Regions from separate parts of the Mus musculus genome. Here region 2 is linked to region 1. A link is a loop called in an ENCODE intact Hi-C map of the cell type or tissue named here. Cell type or tissue: heart. All regions are shown on one strand. Links, peaks and the distances in the headings refer to the core of each region. The heading gives the core; the rest is flanking DNA.

Evidence for each region. Peaks named below come from ENCODE experiments on the same cell type or tissue, not always from the same donor. Only the 100,000 strongest peaks of a DNase experiment are listed, where the experiment ranks them.
Region 2: it touches region 1 in a loop (2.5-fold over the local background); 2 of 42 quality-filtered maps call a loop at or near these places.

What each region holds. Positions count from the first base shown.
Region 1 is chr4:121,094,357-121,102,813 of GRCm38, forward strand. It overlaps Zmpste24 (zinc metallopeptidase, STE24), which reads right to left and starts at 3,854. Exons shown (of 10, transcript NM_172700.3): 1 at 3,521-3,854; 2 at 1,196-1,342. The coding sequence starts at 3,643. In heart, for the core only: no CTCF peak of the experiment used is centred there; a DNase peak (open chromatin) is centred at 3,725; H3K4me3 peaks cover 1,810 bases; H3K27ac peaks cover 1,117 bases.
Region 2 is chr4:121,012,757-121,021,213 of GRCm38, forward strand. It overlaps Smap2 (small ArfGAP 2), which reads right to left and starts at 4,491. Exons shown (of 10, transcript NM_133716.3): 1 at 3,993-4,491. The coding sequence starts at 4,095. In heart, for the core only: a CTCF peak has its summit at 4,306 (motif pointing left); a DNase peak (open chromatin) is centred at 4,535; H3K4me3 peaks cover 2,738 bases; H3K27ac peaks cover 1,838 bases.

The DNA.
Region 1 (8,457 bases), core at 276-8,275:
GCGGCCCTGACTGCCTCTATGATGTCTTGTTGGGTGAGAGGCAAAGATTCCTACATAGAATATCAGGATAGTTCCAAACACATCCTGATAAAATCCCTTCAAGGAGCCCTTGAGCATAGGGCACACCCATGGTTCATTTCTCACCTCAGATCCCACTCCCGGCTGCCAGGAATCTTGGCTAAGGGCAGGGATATGACTGACTTATAATGGTTATTGACCAGGGCTCTTGGAACAGATGAGAGCATTACACAAACAATTTCACCTGTCCCCACAAAACTTACACAAGCTCTTGCCAAATTATCCATGAAACAATAAAAATATCTTGCAAGACCTTGTGCCATCTGCGCCCCACTTGCACCATTGGGGCCCCTCAATAGGGGAGGTGTCAAGCCAAGAGGGTTATGCCCCAGTCAGTGCTATTTGGCAGATGGACTGGACTCACTATCCCTCTTTTTGTAATCTTAGATATGTACATGTTACTGTAGATACTTGCTGCTTCTCTGTATATGCTGTGGCCTCAATGGGAGAAAAAGCTTCCCACACCATCAAGGCTATGGAATCTGCTATGTTGGTTATGGGAGTGCCTTGGGTTTTGAAGACAGATAATGACCCTCCCTATGCCTCTCAACAATTCAATGAGTTTGATGCCTCATGGAAGATTAACCACTTTTAGGATTCCCTATAACCCTCAAGGTCAGAGGATAGTAGAAAGGTCCACTCAGACTCTAAAGGACTTGCTGACTCAGTTTACCTCCCCTGAATCCAAACATGACCTTCCCCTGGCCCTGGCAGAGGCCCATTTTCACCTAAACTTCCTCACCTTTGATGATCAGGGATTAAGCCCTGCCTATAAACATTGGGCTTACCTACCTAGGAATACCACTCTTGCATTGGTACAATGAAGGTCCCTGAGGTGGGGTCAACAAGGCCAGAGCAAAGAACTCTGACTCCCACCAGGTTATCAAAAATAAAAACAAAAGGGTGGAAAAGTAGAAGGAACTTAGCCAATCAGGTCCATCTGCAATGCTGGCGCATACACCATTGATGCTTCCTCCCTGAGCCAACCTAGACTCTGCCAGGATGGCTAGAGACCACTGACACTGGACTGCTAAAGGCTGGCACCTGAAGGCCAGACCAAGCATTATCAAGCTTTAAACAATCTGAGACTTGTGTCTCCAAGAAATCAATGACTCACAGTGCCTTCCACCTCTGAGTAGAGTCCTGACCAGAAGCTGAAGGTACTTTTATCCAGTTGATACAATCGAGATTTCTCAAACGTGTCCGAATCCATGATCTGTTCTAACTCTGCTGGTACGCGAGTCGTCGTTTTGTATATCCTTCTCTGAAATATTTTGAAGAAAAAACACTTTAATGAATATTTCTTATTACACAGTAGTAATTTGTGATCAAACACCGAATGGTCTGTAGCATTAATTTGTCATGTAAGCTTGTAGAATTTGTCACATACATGTATGTTTTGCATTTAGTCAAGAACACTGACCACTGAAACAACTGACACAGGAAATTTTAAGCAGACAAAAACAATTCCAGCAACAAGGCCAGCTGACTAGGTGGAATGGCCATCTGGGTTGTCAATACACTTTCAGTTTGCCTGTGTGAACCAAAGTTGTGACATCACGAGGAGACCATTCTTTCTGAGTATGAGGTATGTCTTACAATATAGAAAATAATGCATGAAAAAAGAGAAGTATGCTCACAACACACATTAACACATACATTTAATACTTTATTAATGAATCATCATTAAACTTGGTTCTAGAGGTCAACTTAGATAAGAATTAGGGAGTGACAGAAACATCAAATCTTTACAACAAATTTTCTCATTATGTCAAATTCTAAAGAGTAATTTCAGCCCCTGGGACATAACACAAGGAACAGATACCAAAGGTATAATAGACCTTCTATAATAGTTTTATAATAAATACTTTTCCTGTTGTATGTTAACAACAACAGCAACAAAAAGCTGAAGGCATTAAATTATAACCCTACAACAATGCAACAATGCCAAGTGGTCGTGGTGCATGGCTTTAATACTAGAACTCAGGAGGCAGAGGGAGATGGATCTCTGTGAGTTCAAGGCCAGCCTGGTCTACAGAGTGAGCTTCAGGACAGCCAGGGCTAAACAAAGAGAAACTCCGTCTTGGAAAAAAAAAAAGATGCAACTTGATCTATTAATAAACTATGTCAGATAAGTACTCAATATCTCACCCTGCTGTTTTGATACTACACGTTATGTGTTTGCTTCAAGCAAGGGTACTTATGCAATTCTGAACTAATGAAGCTTTGAGTACCTAGCTACAGTAATTTTTAACACGTTGAACATACTAAAGGAAGAGACTGAGGTAGACATAACCCGACACTGACAGATTTTTAAAATTCAAACTTGTGCCGGGCTTGGTGGCACACGCCTTTAATCCCAGCACCCTGGAGGCAGAGGCAGGCGGATTTCTGAGTTCAAGGCCAGCCTGGTCTACAGAGTGAGTTCCAGGACAGCCAGGGCTATACAGAGAAACCCTGTCTCAAAAAACAAAAAACAAAAAAACCAAAAAAAAAAAAAAAATTTCAAACTTGCAATCCGGAGAGTCACGAAGGGCTGGGAAATGTAGTTCAGTGGGAGAGCACTTGCCTGGCAAAGAAACTCACATACAGTGTAAGTTAGAAGAAAACTGCAGACGAAAAGGACTGCAGAGCTCAAGAAATAGGTCCAGCAGTTAAAGGGGAAGGTTCTCAAGGACGACACAGACGAGTGTTGTCCAAACTTAGACACTGCAGAGCAGGCATAGACCTGCATAAGTTTGACGGCAGGGCTGTCCTTTCCTTTTATTAGACACCAACAGGCTTGGGACCCATTATAATGTTGCAGATAACTTGTTTTGTTGTTTCAAAGTCCATCTCACTAAAACGTTCACATTTCGAATTAAACTGTTAATTATGGCTATCTCCATGGAAAACTGTTAGCTTTTCTACTGCACTATTTAACGTTTTAAACAAAAAACCCAAAGAGAAATTTTAATGAAACACACACACATTGTGGCCCCAAACAACATTTGCTCTAATGAGGATTTTCAAACGGCGTGCGAGTCTTTGGAACGGTTGCAAAGTGAGGTTGAGCATGGTAACATCAATATCATGGGAAGTTATTATTCTACAAATTTAGCACCTCCACTTAGAAAGCCTATACCAACGAGGCTTGGTCAAGTCCCGGTCCAAAGATTCTTAAGACGCTGTAAAGCAGGCATAGACATGCTCAAGTTTGGCGGTAGGGCAGTTCTTCCCTTTCATTAGCCGCTTACAGGCTTGGGTCCCATTACAACGTTGCAAACAACTTCTGCCTTTCCAAAAACTCCTCAAAGCGGCAGTCACCATTAGGAAAAGTTAGGAAGCTCACCGGGGGTTACGGTTTGCTACATCCGGGCAAACACTAAGGGGCTTGGGTAGAGGCTCGGGCTGGCCTAAGGCTGTCCAGGGGCTCAGCCGGGGGAGACACGTCAATGCTCACCTGCCGCTGTGCTAGGAAGGTCTCCCAAAGATACACCGTCCAGGAAAAGAGCAACACCGCCCCGAAGATTCGCTTCTCCGCAGGGAAGTCCCACATAGCGTCCACCGATGCCCACATCCCCATCGTCACCCTATCTCACCCGCTCCTTTAGCGTGCACCGGTGCCTCAGCGACACGCGTCCCTCGGAGAGTGCCAGCGGTGTCACAACAATACGGGTCCCTTCCGAGGGCTTCTTCAGACGCCCATTCCCTCAGCTTTGCCAGAAGTGTCACAAAGACACGATTCCCTCCAGCCTTACTCTTCAAGGACCTACTTATTTCTGCTAGAATAAGACGCCCCACCTTCCTCACTTCCGCCTGAAGAATGAGCAGCGGTGCACCTGAAATATCCCTCCGGATTCTGTGTGCAGGGATCCAATTCAAAGGTTCCGGCCTTCTTCCTGGGAACGTCAGTGTGGTCGCCGCCTCTCCTTTGCTTTGGCGGGTTACCAGAGAGGGCAATGGACCCCGGTGCTTAACCGGACCGGATAAGCCGGGTCATAGAAATATTCCCTCTAGAAGTAGCTGGGAAGGATGAGAGAGGCTCTAAAACTTTTCCTTCCTTCTATTTAGTGCCGTTCAAAGGTTAGATGTGCATCTCCAGGATAACTAACCAAACGAGGCATTTGGGGTTGTTTGGCTTGTCTTCGAAAGTTCTGGTTTTGGGAATATTAGAGATGAAAATGACTCTAGTGATTAGGATTTTCATTTACACATTTCATCTCATCCTCCCCAAGTGAAGTCAGAAGAGGCATTTACCTGTGAGTCCTGGGACTGCATTTCTAACCTCAAACAGGCAGGCTTGGTAGCCACTGCCTTTAAGCCTAGCAAGACCTTGTTTCAGACACACACTACCACCACCACCACTACCACCACCACCACACATCACCACACACCATCACAGCTCAGTACCTTTGCCTTGGAATTCAACAATGAAATAGGGTCACTATGGCCCCTGTTACTACTTTGACTTTACTTGAAACGTGAAGCCAGAATTTTTCTGACCACAAAGTAAATGTTATTTAATTAATAGTTTCTATGAACTAATAGCACTTTGTATAAACATTATTTATAGTGAATTGCGAAATCTTTAGCTCCAATTAAAATATGTAGCTCCAATTTAAAATATGGTGAGATTGTGATGCTAAAGATGTTGAGATTAAGGTTTCAAATTTCTCAACCATGACTAAATTTATCTGCATGAGCGTAATCAGTAGAAGTTACTTGACAAAGTGAATTACTTCAATATAGGATCACAGATTCTTTGGCAACCAAAAGTTCTTTTGGGGGATTTTTTGCTTTCAGCAAAATTACTGATTGAACTGTTAGCTGAACTTTGAGTTTTGTTCATGGGCCTGGGAAATATTTTGTACTTGATTGGGTGTAAGGCAAATGGCATGAAAACAGGGATCACAGGCAAGTAGAGACATAGCTCTAACAAGTGCCATTTCCTCAGGTAGAAGGTCTTCAGAGAGGAGGCTTCGTCCCTGTCCTCCTTTTCCATGGCTGGTTGGATGTTTTGTACTGGCACCCATCATGGTGTTGTAGAGTCCTGTGGAAAAACACAAGCATAGCCTAGCCCTTGTGTCAACAAAGGGTGGATGCCACTGTGATGTTAGGGACTCTCTCCATTGTACCAATGGAAGAGTGGTATTCCTAGGTAGGTAAGCCCAATGTTTATAGGTAGGGCTTAATCCCTGATCAAAGGTGAGGAAGTTTAGGTGAAAATGGGCCTCTGCCAGGGCCAGGGGAAGGTCATGTTTGGATTCAGGGGAGGTAAACTGAGTCAGCAAGTCCTTTAGAGTCTGAGTGGACCTTTCTACTATCCTCTGACCTTGAGGGTTATAAGGAATCCTAAAAGTGTGGTTAATCTTCCATGAGGCATCAAACTCATTGAATTGTTGAGATGCATAGGGAGGGTCATTATCTGTCTTCAAAACCCAAGGCACTCCCATAACCAACATAGCAGATTCCATAGCCTTGATGGTGTGGGAAGCTTTTTCTCCCATTGAGGCCACAGCATATACAGTGAAGCAGCAAGTATCTACAGTAACATGTACATATCTAAGATTACAAAAAGAGGGATAGTGAGTCCAGTCCATCTGCCAAATAGCACTGGGGCATAACCCTCTTGGCTTGACACCTCCCCTATTGAGGGGCCCCAATGGTGCAAGTGGGGTGCAGGTGGCACAAGATCTTGCAAGATATTTTTATTGTTTCATGGGTAATCTGGCAAGAGCTTGTGTAAGTTTTGTGGGGACAGGTGAAATTGTTTGTGTAATGCTCTCATCTGTTCCAAGAGCCCCTGGTCAACAATCATTATCTGCCACGCACTCTGGTTGAGTCAGCTTAAGCCGAGAGGCTTGAAAGTCACTCATGAGGCAAAGAGCTTCAAGGAAGCTCTCCTCCTGGAGTCTGGCATTCCCTTTAACCCATACATTAATTTTCCATTCCCAAGTTAGTCTAGTGTATGGATCCACGTGCTCTCTTTATTATAAGTGCCTTTTAAGATTGAATTCTGACATAGCTAAAGCCTTCTGCCAGTGTTCCAACAGTCCTAGAACGTCCTTGAGCTAGACAGTGACATTCAGAATAGCCTCTGGTATTACACTATCAATAAAAGCCAAGTCACTCCCATATACAGGAATTTACAATGGTTTAGGAAGTAGATCCCGCTGTGGTTTTAGAGTATTGCATTATTCATGAGGTGGTTAGCTAGAATGGAACTCCCTAGTTAGAACCATGACTTGGGTGTGAAAGCCCTTGCCCTAAGAGAGTAAAGACCTCACACTTGGCTTCTAAGACTATAGCTGAGTTACAACCATACACACGTATTTACAATGGCCTAAGGGGAAGGTAGACTATACAATAGACTAAAATAGGAACTTTGGCAAGGGCACGAAGCCCTTGACCCTGGCTTCTAAGATTAAGCGAATCTTAGGTGGAGCCCTTGTTGATCCTAGTTGTTATCAATTAATTCTATCCCAGGTGGTTCCCGTTAGACCTTTTGTGTTTGCATTTCTCTGTTTTATGTAAGATTCTGGTTACCTCATTTGTACCTTACGAATACATCACCCAACTTCCTTATTGTCTTCTGCATAAAAAGTCTGATGCTCGATTTGAAAAATACATTCAGATTCCACACGACCTCTCCTGTGTGCGTCTGTTTGTCACTCATCCGACGCTTTGCCCACCCTCGACGAGAGACCCGTTCCATGCAGACAAAGGGGCCCAGAGGGTCTGTGGCAATTATCCTTAAGTCAGTTATATCACTGCCAAGATTCCTGGCAGCCTGGAGTGGGATCTGAGGTAAGAAATGAACCATGGGTGCGCCCTATCCTCAAGGGTTCCTTGAAGGGATCCATAAGGACATGTTTGGAACTAGTCTGAGCTTTTATGTAGGAGAAAGATAGTGTTCAAACAGCCTGTATTACATATGGGCTATCCAAAAATACGTCAGGCTCAGCCTGACAGAGTTCAAAGATCCTCAGAAACCCCAACAACTCTCCTCATTAGACTGAGCCAGGGTTTCAAAGGATGTGAGTAACATCCTTCAAGCCTGGCCTCTGTAGTAAAATCAATATCTTTGTTTGTTGGCACCGGAGAAGGCCATAGTGGCCTTAGAGATTGGGCTAGAAATTGGGTAGGCTGCAAGGGCTCAATTTCAATAGGTAAATGGGGAAGGGCCAACAGGTGGTTAACAACAGTGCCTGTCATCATTTCTTGAAAACGAAGGGAATCTGCCCATAAAGACTGAGAGTGCTTAAGAGAAAAGGGCAGTAGTATCTTATCAGGTTCCTTATTATAAGTTCTTCTCACCAAGCCCCTTGTCTTTTTTTTTAAAAATATTTTTATTAGGTATTTTCCTCATTTACATTTCCAATGCTATCCCAAAAGTCCCCCATACTCTCCGCCCCCCACTCCCCTACCCACCCACTCCCACTTTTTGGCCCTGGAGTTCCCCAGTACTGGGGCATATAAACTTTGCAAGTCCAATGGGCCTCTCTTTGCAGTGATGGCTAACTAGGCCATCTTTTGATACATATGCAGCTAGAGTCAAGAGCTCCGGGGTACTGGTTAGTTTATATTGTTGTTCCACCTATAGGGTTGCAGATCCCTTTAGCTCCTTGGGTACTTTCTCTAGCTCCTCCATTGGGGGCCCTGTGATCCATCCAATAGCTGACTGTGAGCATCCACTTCTGTGTTTGCTAGGCCCCGGCATAGTCTCACAAGAGACAGCTACATCTGGGTCCTTTCAGCAAAATCTTGCTAGTGTGTGCAATGGTGTCAGCGTTTGGAAGCTGATTATGGGATGGATCCCCGGATATGGCAGTCTCTAGATGGTCCATCCTTTTGTCTCAGCACCAAACTTTGTCTCTGTAACTCCTTCCATGGGTGTTTTGTTCCCAATTCTAAGAAGGGGCAAAGTGTCCACACTTTGGTCTTCGTTCTTCTTGAGTTTCATGCGTTTAGCAAATTGCATCTTATATCTTGGGTATCCTAAGTTCCTGGGCTAATATCCACTTATCAGTGAGTACATATTGTGTGAGTTCCTTTGTGATTGGGTTACCTCACTCAGGATGATGCCCTCCAGGTCCATCCATTTGCCTAGGAATTTCATAAATTCATTCTTTTCAATAGCTGAGTAGTACTCCATTGTGTAAATATACCACATTTTCTGTATCCATTCCTCTGTTGAGGAGCATCTGGGTTCTTTCCAGCTTCTGGCTATTATAAATAAGGCTGCTATGAACATAGTGGAGCATGTGTCCTTCTTACCGGTTGGGACATCTTCTGGATATATGCCCAGGAGAGGTATTGCGGGATCCTCTGGTAGTACTATGTCCAATTTTCTGAGGAACCGCCAGACTGATTTCCAGAGTGGTTGTACAAGCTTGC
Region 2 (8,457 bases), core at 57-8,056, 82 kb before region 1:
GGTCAAGGCCAGCCTGTTTCAAACATAGGACAAGGGCAGGTAAGAAATGGCCAACAGTGGTTATACTCAGGAAGAGAACAAAGGTGGCTATGGGTCACCTTAGGACAATGATTTTTCATTCTGTTGTCTTTTCGATTTTTTTTGAATTTCAAACCACATGAAATCTACTTAAGTGAAAATATATAGAGAAGATGAAACAGAGGCAGTGGTTAGGTAATTAGAGGGGAAACATTTCATAGACAAGATGTAATGGAAGGGGACCGGGAAAAACTAACAAAGCTCTCAAGACAGCAGAGCTGCACGAGGCACTTCAGTGTCACTCATATGTTCCCTGACACTGTCATGTCTCCCATGTCTACTCTCTGCTCATTAAACGGCTCTCTGCTTCTCCCAAACCTTGACGCTGGTAATGTCTCAATGGTGCACAGGAGTACGCAGGTCATCAGAAAGGTGGACCCTCTGACACCAGTCTCTGAATGGGTTAATGCCAACACATTCATAAACATCTGGAGCTGCAGAGCTAAAGGCCCAGCCTTGGGCTACTGTGACCCCAAGTACAATGGAAGTATGATGGAGCCAGGTCTCAAGCAGCCAGTTACCAGAGACATACCTGGCTCTTACACTAGTTTTTCCTCATTTATCAATCATTTATCAACATTGGTACACCCTCTAACTTTATCATTGCTGAGATCAGTCCATGTAGGTATTACTTTGCAAGCTGTCATGACAAGGAAACTGCACTTTGTGCTAAGAATAAGTCATAGCATTTGGGAACGGGAACTGTTTGAGGCAGGGTCTCACATAGCCCAGACTAGCCTCAAACTTGAACTTCTTATCTTCCTTCCTTGCCTCCAGCTCCTGAGTGCTGGGATTACAGGGGTAGCCACCTCAGATGGTTTAAATTGTGACTTCTTTGTTTTTTGTTTGTCTTTGACACAGGATTTCTCTATGTAACAGCCTTAGCTGTCCTGGAACTCACTGTAGAGACCAACTGGCCTCTAATTCACAGAGATCCCCCTGCCTTCCCCTCTCAAGTTGGGACTAATGACACGCACCACAACCACTAAGCATTGGCATTTTTTTTTTTTAATACAAAGCAGTGTCAAAGCAGTCCAGGACATTCGGAAACCTGACTCAACAGGCCTTCTACTGAATAAAGGGAAAGGTGCCTGCTTAGTCTCTATCCCAGTGCTGAATGACATTATTTTAAGGATCAACTAACAAGTATCACTCCTAAACATGATTTTAAAAAGAAGAGTCAGGGGACTAGAAAAGTTACTCTGTGGATCAGAGTTCATAGTGTTCTTTAAAAGGCCTGAGTTCAGTTCCCAGCACCCACCTCAGATGAATCCTAATCACCTGTGAGTCCAGTTCCAAGGGATCAACACCCTCTCCTGGCATCCATGGACACTGCACTCACATATACATATGATTTAAAATAAAAATAAAACGTTTAGGAAACATAATTTTTCCTGAAAATAAATAAATAGAAACATCAGGTGACAAGATGGCTCGGTGGGTAAGGAAAGATGCTTGCCAGCAGGCCTGACCATTTGAGTTCATTCCCCACATGGTGGAAGTTGTTCTCTGACACACACACACACACACATACACACACACACAAATAAATAAATTAAAACATAATATTAAATTTTAAAAAAGAGAATTCATTGCCAAAGAGCTATTTTGGAACATTACAAAAGTATCCACTTAGAGGTCTGTAGTCCAGGCAACATCAATACACTAAATACTAATAGATGAACTCTCCAGACCTTGTCTGGTGAGCTCTCAATTTTCTGAAAAGGACAAGAGGAAAACAGAAAAGTAAACTCAAACTCAAATCTTATTTCAGTGAACAGTCTTCTAACTCTTCCACCAACTGCTGGTCCTTTTTATCAGGGCTGAGCAGGTCATGATCTACTAATGCAAATATCTCTCTTTCCTACCCTCTGAGAACTGCCTACGAGTTCATCACAAAACCTGAAAGTGGAAAAGAGGAAGAGAATGAAGGAGGGGTTAACCGGCAGACAGGGCTGAACATTCGGCAGCTAGATAAACAGGCCTCTGCAAAAGCCTGTTTGACAGAACTGAAAGATAATGGACACGTGGGCATCTCTTTTTTTAATAGTGGCAAACGCGTTGAAGAGAATTTCTAACTTCAGAACATTCAGGATCCAAGGTTTTAGTATCAGTGGCAGACAGCTACTAGGCTTTGTTGTTGGTGTCGTCTGTTTTTACATCTTAATTATTAACTTTGTGGAGATTGTACATGTATGTACTAGAGTCCACGTGGAGGTCAGGAGACAATTTATGGGAGCTGGTTCTCTCCTCTTACCCTGTGAGTCCTGGGGATCAAACTCAGGTTGTCAGTCTTAGTGGCAAGCACCTTTATTCACTGAGCCCTATCGCAGGCCCCAGTTACTAGTTCTCATCAGGAATTAACGAAGTTCTATGTCTGATTATATCTAGTAAGGCTATTAATAAAGGGCAATGGGAGATTTGGAGGAAGACCTGGTAAATTAACGTGTCTCTTCCCCATGGTATATGTTATTGGGATGAGTAAGCATACAAACAACATGAGTACAGGGGAGGGGGCGGTTCTAAAAATCATCAACAATGGTTTCTGCTCAGTGGATGCCTCGCTGCGACTTAAAATTGTCAATGAGGACATCAGAGGATTTGAGTAGACCAAAGGTGCTCCTACACTGTAAACCAAACCTTCCAGTAGATCTAACAAGAATCAAGCTACAAGAAATTTCGACTCCTCAACATAAATTGAACTCCTGTTAACGCAAAAATTCTCGAGAGAAGTCTGGGGACCTGCTTTGCTGACAGTTCACTGCATTTGCCTACTGATAGAGGTCACTAAAATTTATTACTAGGAGTCTAAATCAATGCATCATCATTCTTGCGCCCTCCTTACATAACCTTACTCTAAAATAAACCATAATCACATGAAGTATGGGCTAAGTATCTATTGCTTTTCTCAACATTAATACACACACACATCTGAATGCTTTATACTACTTTATACCCATATGCTACATGGCAAATTCAGGAAATGAACTAAAGTAAATACCCCCTCCCAATTATAGCTGCTCCTACCTACAAAGCTGTACAGAATTCACTAGTAAATTTTCTACCATATTGACCTTTAATTGTAACACAGCATGAACCTTTACAGACACAGAAAACAAAGGCTAAGTGGTTGTGGCCAATTTCTATTTCCTCTCTAAAGGTGTAATCACCAGGGAAATAACGAATTGGGGGAATTCCTTGCTTCCTTTTCTCCCTGCTTGAACGGGTCCTGCACTACAGTCCAGGTCTGCTAGTTTCGCTCACCACACACGCATGAGGCCTCCACAACCCAGGCTAGACTACCTAGAAATCCGCACTGTGTCACTGCATAAGGTAGCTGTTTCTCAGTGCACACGACCTGGGTGAAGAAAGCCACCTAAGCACTCGGTCTGAGCTCAACAAGGTGGTAAAATGACAGGAGCTGCTAACGACATAGCAGACAGCAAGGAATGCCACCTTTAAATATCATTTCGACAGTTTTTCTCTTAGTCATCTCACCTTCCTCCTCGTCACCCCCACCGCCACCCCCACCACACTGCAGCTCACCCACAGCTTTGCCAAGTAAAAGGCTGCCAGCTCTGCATGACAGCGAGCCCAGAAGCCATTCAGAGTCTGCAACATAGACAGTCTCACCTGAACACACCGGGCAACCCCACCCCCCACTATATCATCCCCACTTCGCTGACACACACACACACACACACACACACACACACACACACACTCGCCCACACCAAACCCCAAGTCCCAAGCCCGAGGAAACCCAGCAAGCTCATGAGCGAGGGTGGCTCGCGTGGTCATACGAAGAGGACTCGCCCTGAGCTCCAGAACCCCCTCCCCACTCAGGCCATCGCAGCTCATCGCCACGCCGCCGCCCCGCAGCTGGCCCCCCGCCGGCGCCCCGGATGCGTTACCTTTGGACTGGCAGTCAGCACAGAACTTGTTATCTTCCTCCAGCAGCAGGTTGGCCAGGACCGCCTGGTACCGATCCACGTCCTTCACCGACTTGCCTGTCATGGCCAGGGTGCCGGCGGGGGCAGAGGGCGACGCGCCCCCTGCACCCCCCAAGAACCCCTGCCTCTGTCCGGGGCTGAGGCCTTGGGGTCCCCGCCCAGGCGGTCCTCTCGCCCGGCCCGGAGCAGCCCCGGGGTCAGAGCCGTCAGCGCCCCCGCCCCGCAGCCCCTCAGCCCCTCAGCGCGGCGCCCCCTGGCGGGCTTCGGGCAAGGCAGGGACTCGCGGAGGCTGCGGGACCCCAGAAGTGGCCTAGGTGGAGCGAGCTCCCGGCTTCAGGCGTGCGGGACGCACACTTGACCCCGAGTGTTGAGGGTCTGCCCGCTGTGCTTCCCGCCTCGGTTTCCCTGGCAGCTGCGACCAGCTCAGCCGCCACCTCCACCGCCTACTTCCGGCAGCTCTTCCTCTCCTCCTCCACCCAGCCCAACCCGCGCATGCGCCCCGCCCACCGCGCTGCACTGGGCTCTCCCCTTGGCTCCGCCTCCTAGGAACCAATCCGGGAAGAGCCGGGGGCGGGGCTTAGGTGGAAGCGGCGGGAGGGAGGACACGCCCCCTGCGTGCCCTTGGAAAAGAATGAATGAAGCCGGGTGGAGAGGGAGGAGAGTGAAGAGAATAAAGTGAAGGGAACGACCAACATTTACAGAGCTCATACTGTGTGCCATGTACTGCTCTAAGCGCTTTCTATCAATTATCACAGTATGCTCTTCACAGCAACCTTTATAAGATGTGTGTTTATTATCCTTATATAATACAAGGGTTGTGGCTATCCCAGACTCCTTTAGGTTAGTCTTTCCTTCAAGAGACAAAAGGACTCACCCTCTGACCCGAGTTAAAGAGACATTACACCCTCCCTCGTGATCACTTCTAACTTGGAATGCCTCCTGCCGCTGATATACATTAGTCTTCTCTGTGACTACTGCCCTTTTTGAGCATCGCTCTGACTAGTGTCTAGGCAGAACTTTTCTTTCCTTTAAAAAAAATTTTTTTTTGAACAGGTTCTTCCTAAGTAGCCCTTGGTGGCCTGGAACTTTATATTGTAGATTAGGATAGCCTCGAACTAACAGAGAACTGCCTCCAAAGTGCTGGGATTAAAGGTATGTGCCACCATACCTAGCCTCCTTTACTTGCGTGTGTGTGCATGCGTGCGTGTGTGAGTGCGTACGTGTGCGTGTGCGTGTGCGTGCGTGCGTGCGTGCGTGCGTGCGTGCGTGTGTGTGTGTGTGTGTGTGTGTGTGTGTGTGTGTGTAGGTGTCCAAGGAGGCCAGAAGAGGGCATTGCAGTACCTGAAGCTGGAGTTTCAGCTGATGGATGAGGGTGTGTGATGTGGGTGTTGGGGAAGGAACCAGGGTCCTATGAGAGATTACCAAACTCTCTCACCTGCTGAGCCATCTCTCAGGTTGTTTGGGGGAGAGCCAGTTATAGGGTAACATGGAATAAGCAGCTACTTAAAAATGGTTATTAGGTATTATTTTCCAAAGCCTCTCTTGTTACAAATAGTGTCTTGAACCCACGGCCATCTTCCTGTGTATGCATTCCGTCCCTTCACTCATCAAATTCTTAAAAGAGACTGAGAAAAAACAGGATGTGCTAAAGGGGAAGAGAACGCTACTTCCTGATATTTGCTCTTAAGGGATTCTTCTGAAGGCTAGAGTAATAGACCAGGGAGGCCAGCAAGACAAAGTGTTTATTTGCCTCTAAGACAGCAGTCTTGTTCATCTCTACTTTCTCCCAAGACCAGGCTCCCCTCAAAATGTTTATATTATATATTTATTTATTATATATTGTAATATATAATATTTATATATTATAAAGGGAAATTAAAATATTTGTTACATTATTAATCAGAATAATTTATTCCTGTTCCAAACCTTTTCATTCCAGTGAAGTCTCAAAGAACTTACTTTCATAAACGTCCAAGTTCATATAGTATTTTCCTAAGACAGGTCCATCAGATTTGATATTCTCTTAGTCGTTTTTAAATTTTTATTTGATTTTATTGAGACAGGGCCTCCCTATATAGCCCTGGGTGGCCTGAATTCACTCTGTAGTCCAGGTTGGCCTTGACCTCACAAAGTTCTGCTTGCCTCTGCCTCCTGAGTGCTAGGATTAGAGGCATTGCAATATGTTGGCCTTAAGATTTAGTTTTAATTTTTAACTATGTGTATGTGTGTCTATATGTGGGTCTGCACATAACAGATCAGGTGCCCTTGGAGTCCAGGAAAAGGGCATCCAATTTTCTGGCGCTGGAGTCATTCACGGGTGGCTTTGCTCCACCTGACTCCTCTTGTACGAGGATCTCACTTAACCATGCTCACCCGTTGAAAAAGCCTTTGACAGCTTCTCATTTCCTTCCATTTGGCTGCACAGTATGGAGACGAGGCACATATACCATGAGGTCAGATCACCTGGGCTGAGATCCAAAATTTGAATTCTGTTTGTGTGGCTTTGGCAGGTTGCTTAACTTCTTGCCTTGGTATTTCATGTATGCAGTAGGAATGATAATGGTGCTAACTACCTGTTTCCTGGGATTGATGCAAAGCTTCTCAGGGCTGAAACCTGCAACGCATTTAGAACAACTCTCAGCACAAAACAAGTGGTAGACAATCAACACCTATTGCTAAATATGTCTGGCTTTTGGCCTTATCAGTCCATGATAGGGTTTATTTCCTGATCTGTTTGTAGTCAGACATAGTCAATGGGCCAAGCAGAAATATGTCGCTTTATGTCTGAAGCCTTAATTTGCTGTTTTGACTGGAACACACTATCCACAAAGGACAGACAGTCAAGACAGACTGAAGCACCGACTGTAGAGAACATGCCCTTGCTCCTGGTCCCTGCAAGGGCAGCCCTAGAAGTTCCAGGTTAGGCTTTGTAACCAAAGCCTGAATTTAGCAAGAGCTCGCCACTAATCAGAAAAAGATCAGAAGTAATGAGTAACAACAACAACAACAACAACAACAAAAGGTCTTGCTTTAAGTTATTAAGTTGTTTTCTCACCAAATTGTAACTTAGCTGATCCTACATAAAAAGGATTCATCAAAGCCAGATATGGTGGCACATAGGTGACCCCAGCACTTGGTAGATGGAGGCAGGTAGCACAGGAGTTTAAGGCTAGCCTCAGCTACATAGTGGACATTAGGCTATCCTAGGTTACAGGAGATCCTGTTTTAAAGCAAGCAAGCAAACAAACAAAAGAGCAATAAAGAAAAAATTCATAATACTCGAGGCATATGTACTTATCTGTTCCCTTTCTTGTTTATTTTTGTAGCAGAGTACCTTGCACCACCTGGCTCAGAAATGAATTTTTTCCTGAGCTGCCATGCTAGAGTGAGCTCTGCAGCAAAATGCCCAGACCGTGACTCTAGTAGTGCTGTGGGGAACATGTTTGGACTGCTGCCACGTGGAGCTTTTCATCCCAGCATCTTCTAGCTAGGAGATAAAATCTCTTGAGTCATACATTGAACTAAAATAGTTTCCAACCCACTGGTTAGTCAGGGTACCAATTTAGGGTAATACCAATTAAATGGCTTTGTCATTAAGCGAGCTGGACTAATTTTCTATTTTCCTGTCATCTCTTCGTTAGCTGTCACAGTAAATGAACTGTGGGTCTCCAGTGAATCTCAGAAATTCACTGTGGATCTCAGAGCCTATTGGGCTAACTCCAGCTAACTCTCGCTTTTTTTTTTTAAGATGTGACAATGTGCTGTGACTTCACTGTCAGCCTTGAGAACTTGGCTGTACCGAAGCAACCAGCTGTGAGCCAGCCTTGCTTGCCTGTCCCTTCTCTCCTGCTGGAATTCCCACATGCCCACTTCCACAGCCTGACTCTCAAAAGTGCCTCTGCTTGCCACTGCTGAAAGTGCCCACGAGGACAGAGTCGGTGCTTTACTTGGTGGCGCTAGGTCCTGATGTCCACACTACTTGGGATTCCAGAAGATCAGCAATCACCCTTTCCTTCCAGACAGAGAATGGCTTCTCCTCATCTGTTTACACATTGTACTCTGGACCCCAAACCATCCCTGTTTGTGGGCAGTCTCATGAAGTCTTCCCTGTGAGCCTGTTGGCTGGCCTTTGATCCTTTCCCCGTCGATGTGGAAACCCAGTTCCAATACCAGGATTTCATGCTATGCAAGTCTGCCATTTTCCTTAGGACAACGTGTGGCCCCAGCTCTATCAAGCCTCTTTGTCTTCCTTTCTCTGCCCTATAACTATTCAGTGATATGGATCCTGGGAGAGGAGGCTGGACCAGCTGTGTATTGACTATAGCTCAGCAACTCACTGCTACCACCATGGCAGGGTGATTGTGCTAGCATGATCTCCAGCCACATGCAAGAACAGACAGCATCCGTCCGAGAGCTGTATCAATAG